Regions from separate parts of the Homo sapiens genome. Here region 1 is linked to region 2. A link is a contact called in ENCODE Hi-C or POLR2A ChIA-PET data. All regions are on one chromosome and are shown on one strand. Each heading gives the region's core, a stretch centred on a gene start or an enhancer-like site at or near the end of the contact. The rest is flanking DNA. Distances are from core to core; before and after follow the strand shown.

Region 1 (4,024 bases), core at 1,327-3,826, 40 kb after region 2:
AAAAATAGAACTACCATATGATTCAGAAATCACACTAATGAGTATTTATCCAAAGGAAAAGAAATCAGTATATCAAAGGGATACCTGAGCTCCCATGTTCACTGCAGCACTATCCACGATAGCAAAAATATGGGATCAACCTAAGTGTCCATCAATGGATGAATGGATAAAGAAAATGTAGTATTATCCACAATGGAATACTATTTAGCCTTAAAAAGAATAAAATCATGTTATTTTTAGCAACATGGATGGAACTTGGAGTCATTATGTTAAATGAAATAAGCCAGACACAGAAAGATAAATATTGCATGTTTTCACTCATATGTGGAATCTAAAAAAGTTGATCTCATGGAGGTAAAGTAGAATGAGAGTTACCAGAGACTGGGAAGAGTGTGTGAAGCAAGGGAGATGAAAAGAGGTGGGTTAATAGGTATAAACATATAGTTAGGCAGAAAGAAAAAGTTATAATGTTCAATAGCAGAGTAGGATGACTATGGTTAATAATGTATTGTATATTTCAAATCAGCTAGAAGAGAGGATTTGAAATGTTCCCAATGCAAATAAATGATACATGCTCAAGGTGATGATAGCCTAAATATGCTGACTTGATTATTACACATTCTTATGCATGTGTCAAAGTATCACATGTACCCCATAAATATGTACAAATATTATATATTAATTTTAAAAACACCAAAAAAACCCAGTGGTTTATCTTCTTTCAGAAGAGTTATAAATAATACATATAGATATTCTCAATTTGAGGAGTTGGAGCTTAATTTCTACCCTCTCCCTTCTAAAGATGAGCTATGCAGAGTAACTCTCTATAAAAGGATAAAGCAGGGAAAGGGAGAAATAGTAACTTTACTGCATGGAAAGCTAGCAGATACCACTTTAACCAAGTGATGAAAGTTAACGTCATTAGTGATATCATGTGGGTATCACTCATTGTTGATAGGATCTAATGAGAAGGGCACTTCACCTCTGTGATACTCTTTCCAAAAACCTAAAAGTCCAGTGTAATCATGAGAAAACATAGTACAAACTCAGATTGAGGAGCATTCTATGAACTACCTAGCCAGTACTCTTCAAGAAAATCAAGGTCATGAAAAACAAGGGAGGACTGAGAAACTATTACAGACTAGAGAAACCAGGAAGACATGGCAACTAAATACTAGTGTGTAGACATACAGGTAGAGAAAAAATTGATGTATCAGAAATGTATTTAGGCTGGGCGCAGTGGCCCATACCTGTAATCCCAAAACTTTGGGAGACCAAAGTGTGAGGGTTGCTTGAGGCCATCAGTTCAAGACAGGCCTGGGCAACATAGCAAGATTCCATCTCTATTTAAAAATTTATATACATATATATATGTATGTATTTAGAGACAGAGTCAATAGACTTTGGTGTTGGGACTGATGTGAGAGTGAAGAAATTTGAGGACTCATGAATAAACCCCTTTGATTCAGCAATTACTGGATGGTGGAACCATTTTGTAAAATGGAGAACAATGGAGATGAAGATGGGAGTGGGCAGAGATAATAATGTCAGTTTTCTATGTCTACTGTTGGAGAGAAAATTCTGGCCTGGAGATAAAGTTGAGCACAACTGACATATAGATGGTAACCGAAATGATGACAATGAATGAAATCATCTAAGGAGAGAAGTTAGTGTGGCAAGAAAAGAAAAGAGCTGAAGAAATAGCCCTAAAACACCCTAACACTGGAGGATGAATAGTGGAGGAAGAGCCAGCCATTAGATGAGGAAGAAGCAGAGATATGTAATAAACTCCAAAAGAGAATGACAACATGAAAGCCAAGAATAGAAATTGTTAAATGCTGCTAAAGGCTGAAGCGTCCCTTGGATTTAGTAACGAGAGGTTACTGATAATAAGAGCATTGGAATGATAGAAATGAAAGACAAATTAAGTGGTTTGAAAAGGGAAAGGCTTAGGACTTCTGATTTTAAGATGGCAGAATGATTACTTACAGTAGTCTCCAAAAAATATAAGAGACTCCTTTAACCCAAGCTTTGAGAAGTGCATTGGTGAGAGGAGAACTACCATCCTTGAAAGGCTCTGTATTGGCCATTCTCTGCAAGTCAGGAATGCCAGTGGGTGATATTGTTTGGCTGTGTTCCACTCAAATCTCATTTTGAATTGTAGCTCCCATAATTCCCACATGTTGTGGGAGGGAGCTGGTGGGAGATAATTGAATCATGGAGGCAGTTTCCTCCATACTGTTCTCGTGGTAGTGAATAAGTCTCACAAGATTGGATGATTTTATAAGGGGTTTCCCCCTTTCGTTTGGCTCTCATTCTCTCTTTGCCTGCTGCCATGTAAGACATGCCTTTTGCCTTCTGCCTTCTGCCATGATTGTGAGGCCTCCCCAGCCATGTGGCACTGTGAGTCCATTAAACCTATTTTTCTTTATAAATTACCCAGTCTCAGGTATGTCTTTATCAGCAGTGTGAAAACGGACTTCACTATCTTGCCTCAAGTCTGTGTTTACTCTCCAACTCTGTCATAATCTAGATTGTAGAGACTTTGATTGTATCACCTTTCCATAACACCTAACCAACTTCTGTAAGTAGTTGACATTTTGCTGACTGTACAATGAACAGGAAGTCACATAACAAATACCCTGACTAGATGCTTTTGTAAGACACATGCATAGCCTGGAGTGGAAAATAAACATCATAAAAGTTCAGGAAATTGCTATGTTCTGAATGTCTGTGTTCCCCCGCCAAATTCTTATGTTGAAAATGAATCACCAAGGTCATGGTATTAGGAAGTGAGGCCTTTAAGAAGTGACTAGGACATGAGGGCTCTGCCCTCACGAATGGGATCAGTGCCTTTATAAAAGAAGCCCCAGAGAGCTAGCTAGCTCTTTCCATCATATGGGGATGGGGATACAGCTTAAAGATACCATTTATGAACCAGGAACCAAGCCCCTACCAAACACCAAATCTGCCAACGCCTTGATTTTGGACTTCTCAGCCTCTAGAACTGTGAGAAGTAAATATCTATATTTACTTCTTTATATAAGGAATATCCAATATCTTCATATAAGGTACCCATTCTATGGTATGATATTTTGTTACAGTAGCTAAACAGATTAAGACAAAGACCTCTACCTCTACCCCTACCCCTACCCCTACCCCTACCCCTACCCCTACCTCTACCTCTACCTCTACCTCTTTCCTTTCTACGGTCTCCCTCTCCCTCATCTCCCCTTTCCACGGTCTCCCTTTGATGCCTAGCCGAGGCTGGACTGTATTGCCACCATCTCGGCTCACTGCAACCTCCCTGCCTGATTCTCCTGCCTCAGCCTGCCGAGTGCCTGGGATTGCAGACGCGCACCGCCACGCCTGACTGGTTTTCGTATTTTTTTGGTGGAGACGGGGTTTCGCCGTGTTGGCCGGGCTGGTCTCCAGCTCCTGACCTCGAGTGATCTGCCAGCCTCGGCCTCCCAAGGTGCCGGGATTGCAGACGGAGTCTCGCTCACTCAGTGCTCAATGTTGCCCAGGCTGGAGTGCAGTGGCGTGATCTCGGCTCGCTACAACCTCCACCTCCCAGCTGACTGCCTTGGCCTCCCAAAGTGCCGAGATTGCAGCCTCTGCCGGGCCGCCACCCCGTCTGGGAAGTGAGGAGCGTCTCTGCCTGGCCGCCCATCATCTGTGATGTGAGGAGCCCCTCTGCCCGGCTGCCCAGTCTGGGAAGTGAAGAGCGCCTCTTCCCGGCCGCCATCCCATCTAGGAAGTGAGGAGCGTCTCTGCCCGGCCGCCCATCGTCTGAGATGTGGGGAGCACCTCTGCCCCGCCGCCCCATCTGGGATGTGAGCAGCACGTCTGCCCGGCCGCGACCTCGTCTGGGAACTGAGGAGCGTCTCTGCCCGACCGCCACCCCGTCTGGGAGGTGAGGAGCGTCTCTGCCCGGCCGCCCCATCTGAGAAGTGAGGAGCCCCTCCGCCCGGCGGCCGCCCCGTCTGGGAAGTGAGGAGCGTCTCTGCCCAGCAGCCGCCCC
Region 2 (4,101 bases), core at 1,461-3,960:
TCCAAAGTCAATCAGAAAACATGTTTGTTTATATGTGTCTTTTCTCAAGTCAATCAGAAAACATGTTTGTTTATATGTGTCTTCTGAAACTACCATAAGAGAGCCTATAACTCCAGAACCACATTAACTTTCATATTATAAAGGGGAAATATCTGATTTAAACATGATCTAGATTACCCAAAATATCCTATTTCATTTGGAAAGTGACACTTTAGTTACTTTAAAAATAGACACCTCTTTAAAACTCTTCCTCTCTTTTATTTGTTCCCTCAAGTTTGAAAATTCTTCCTCATCCATCTCTTACTATAAAATGACCACTTAAATTGATCCTTTTCCATTTAAAATATTTGAAACAAGAATCTTAAAAGTTAAATAAATGATCGAAACTCAGAAAAATTAAAATTTACAGACTAATAGGAAAATGATTGTATTTATTTTCATGTTTTCAGTGTTTCAGTATTAAAGCTGTACACCTTAATTACATATTTATTCAAGTCACTCTTTCAAAAATATACACAAATAAAGGACTAACCTCTTTCAAATAAACAAAACTTGCTCAAGCCACTGTCACTATATTCTGGCACAGGATAAATTTACATTTCACATTTGCAAAACAAGTTGTGGTATGCTGTTGTTTTGGTTAGAAACACAGGAATCAATGATTCTCAATAACCAGAAGCAGATTACTTTATATGAAACAGCACGATTCAAAGAAAAACATTTTTCAAATGTTTTCTCCAGGTTTTACCTGGAGAGCTAGATGTCTGGGGTTTGTGTCTTTCTGTGCTTGTTTAATTCTAAAAACAACCTCCCTTCAACTCCTTTCAAAAATCAGTATTTTCTTCAATTAATACGAGCATATAGTGTACAATAAAACGCATAAAGATATGTACTTCCAGAATGCCATAATAATCCAAATAGAAAAAAATTCGTGTTTTAATTTTCCACATAGCAAAGTCAATGTTAATCATTTTTTTATCCTTCTCCTTAACCATTCCACAAATCAGAAGCACTGTATTTATATATTTAATAAGATTAACAAACTGACTAGAAGCTCCGGAGGAGTAAAGGAAGAAATCATTTGTATAATATATTTTTCCATAACAAAAAGATAAAAGCAAATAGGACTTGTTAAATGAGAAGCTTTTGAAAAACCCAGCGTGACCAGCTTTTGATTTACCCCAGTCTGACAAGGAAGAGAGACCCCACCCCCACTCCAGATTGTATGGCTTTTTTTTTTTTTTTCCTTGGGTGGGGGTGTGGAGGAGAAGCTGTCACATTTCCATCTTCGGTTATTGTTAGTCCGCAGCCTAGATTCCCAAGCATCACCGGTCCAGGGGAAAAATCCTAACGCAGACAATTAAAACTGTCTGAAACATGCAGTATTTTGTTGGGGCTTTTTTCCCAGTGTTAATTTCATCGAGACTCAATCGGCTAGGGCTATAGATTGCCTCTGACAGTCTGTCCCTCAAACGCTCCCTCTAAAACCGCTTGTTCCAGATTTACTAACAATCCTCTCCTCTCCAAACTTAAATTAGGACAACACATTTCTGAAATTATTACATCCAAAAAGTCATACCTCCCCATTCTCTTTGCCTTGGTGTGGGGAATAGAAAGAGTGAAGAAGAGAGATCTATTCACTCTTCAAACAAAAAGAAATTGGGGTAGAGGGTCAGTGGAGGAAAGAGCAGTGGTGGACCTGAGTGAAAGGTTGAAAAAAGTTTTTGTGACTTGTTCGTCCTTCGGCAGGGGTACAGGAGTTGGGCAGAAGGCCGGGGTCTCGGCCCCAGGGCTCGGGCCGAGAAGAGGCACCCGCGGAAGAGGAGGCTGAGGACCCGAGAACGCCTGGACGAGCACATACCGACTTGCAGCACGTTCTCCACGGAGCCGCTGTCCAGCAGACGGATGCCCCGGCGGAACGGGAGCCCCTCGCCACCGCAGCCGGCCGCGCCGGCCCCTGCGCCCAGCCCGGGGGATGCCCCAGCCGCGACGCCCCCGGGGGCGGAGCCGGCCGGAGCGGCGGCCCCGGGGGGTGGCTGCGGCCCCTCCTCGGCCGGCGAAGCCCCCGCGGCGCCGCCAGCAGCGCCGGCGCCGGGGCCGCCCCGGTACTGGAAGCTGGAGTACATGCAGATCTCCCGCTCATTCCGCGGGAAGGACCAGTAGACGATGCGGCGCTGCACGGGCTCCGGGATCCGCTCGAAGCGCTCCTCCACCCGTTCGTATGCCCACTTTTCCGCCACCGTCTTGGCGGCGCAGTCCAGTAAGGAATCCGGCTGCAGGTGGGGGCGGGCCCCGAGGACCAGGCAGCTGCTGCCGACGCCCCCTGCCCCTCCGCCGGCTGCCCCAGGCGAACCGCGAGGGTGATGAGCCTGCGGGCTGGGCCACGAACACTGCCGCTTAGCCGGAGAGACCGGTGACGGCGAGAGCAGCTCCTCTCGCTCACCTCCGTCCGCCATTGCTGGGGACTGACTGACTGACTGAGGCGGCGGCGGCTGCTCGGGCTGCGGCGGAGACCCTGGCCACGGCCACGCGCCCCGCGCAAGCGCCCAGCGGTGGCGCCGAGGGGGGCGGGGCGAGAGAACCCGCGAGCCAGCCGGCCCGAGTGGGGAACCGCGGCCGGGCCCGGGAGCGCGCCGCGAGGGCAGACGCGGGCGGCCTGCAGGGTAGCGTGAGGCGGCGCGCGGTGTCCTGGCCGCCGCGGACGCGAAGACAGGCGGGAGCGAGCGCGGGCCCGCGGCGCGCTCCAGGCGCAAACAGCCTAGAACGCGAGCCGAGCGCTCTCGCGGATCCGGCGACCGCGGAGGGGAGAGGAGCGCCGGACGCTCTCGCACGCCCGCCCGCCCGCCCGCGCACCTCCAACCCACCTGCCGCCGGCCAGACAGGAATGGACTGTGTGACTGAATGAAATGGCGGGGCCATAAGCCATCCAAGGAGCCGCCTCCGTGAAGTTATAGGCTCGCGGGGTACAAGGAGAAAAAAACAATCCAGCTCCAACGGTACTGATGTGACAGGAGGTTGTCACAGCAGAGCGGAAGATCTGGCAGAAAGACGCTGGGAAAGAAGACACTAGGGGAAAACATCAGAAAGTTCGGATGATGAAAACTCACCTCACGCCACAACAATGTAGGATAAAGCCGGCGGTCACCCCACCCCAGAGTGGGACAAAGTCGCACCACCCCTTGACAATGGGGCATCAAGATCTTATCGCCACGGGGGTTGCATCCTGGTGGGGTCTTTTGGAGGGTTTAGCACCTTGCATCCTAGAATACAAAACACTTTTGCGTGTTTTTTGGTAGAATTCTCTGATCCCCTACCTCCAATCTGAATTAGGTCTTTCATGTTTTCCTCACTTGGCTCAGTCTTCTACACCTTTACATAGTTGTATTTTTATATATTTGTTTAATGTCTGACTGTCAACTCCATGAGAGTGAGAATCATGTCTATTTCCTTCACTATAATTTATCCTCTGCCTGGCACATAGTGGGTGCTCAAGAATGGCAGCTTCATCACTAACTCCATAAACAACACGCAATTGTAAGTTACTGTTTCTTGCTCGATCAAGAAAGCTCAGATTATTTCAGAATTTGCTGACAAACTAATCTCTACAACTTTAAAACGTTCCAAGAACTGTATTAAAAGAGTTTCTATAGTTGAGTTTGCCCTTCAAAGTAAGAGAGATTTAGAGTGTAGGATAAAATAAGAGTAAGAAGAGAGTAAATGATTGGAGACAGGCTGGAGCCACAGTTTGGTTTTGCTGTAATCTCAGAATTAAAGAGCACAGGCAGAATTGGGTGTGAATCACACTTGCTGTGTGTGATGCTATTCATGATTCTATTAAATCATTTGCAAAAGGGAGCTAGTAATAATGCTTCTACACATAAATGTTGTAAGAATTAGAAATAATTCACTTTAAAAAAAGTTTTTTTAGAGACAGGATCTCACTCTGATGTCCAGCCCGGAGTGCAGTGGGGTGATCACTGCAACCTCAAACTCTTGGACTCAAACTATCCTTCCATCTCAGCCTCCAGAATAACTAGGACAACAGATGCACAGCACCACACCCAGCTAATTCTAAATTTTTGTAGAGGGGCGGTCTCCCTA

What was found. Hi-C counts contacts between places; a loop is a spot of excess contacts on that map. ChIA-PET counts read pairs that join two places held with the same protein, here RNA polymerase II (POLR2A). Pooled maps may share reads with other maps.
Region 1: a pooled map shows a loop between it and region 2 (4-fold over the local background). The contact joins the enhancer-like site here to the promoter of ZSWIM5 in region 2. A Hi-C loop is called at or near these places in 5 of 50 pooled maps. POLR2A ChIA-PET finds 5 or more read pairs at or near these places in 4 of 52 experiments (HEK293, HepG2, PC-9 and 1 more).

The regions. Positions count from the first base shown.
Region 1 is chr1:45,244,260-45,248,283 of GRCh38, forward strand. No RefSeq gene overlaps it. Among named protein-coding and RNA genes, the nearest start is that of ZSWIM5, 40 kb to the left of the region's middle. Within about 2 kb of position 2,577, at least 3 of the 41 ENCODE cell types and tissues checked have a DNase peak (open chromatin) inside an H3K27ac peak, as active enhancers do; they include PC-9, where a contact is called at or near this core.
Region 2 is chr1:45,203,895-45,207,995 of GRCh38, forward strand. ZSWIM5 (zinc finger SWIM-type containing 5) reads right to left here and starts at 2,711. Exons shown (of 14, transcript NM_020883.2): 1 at 1,862-2,711. The coding sequence starts at 2,456. RefSeq lists silencers at 1-189, 2,158-2,317, 2,518-2,937 and enhancers at 1,289-2,189, 2,190-3,089.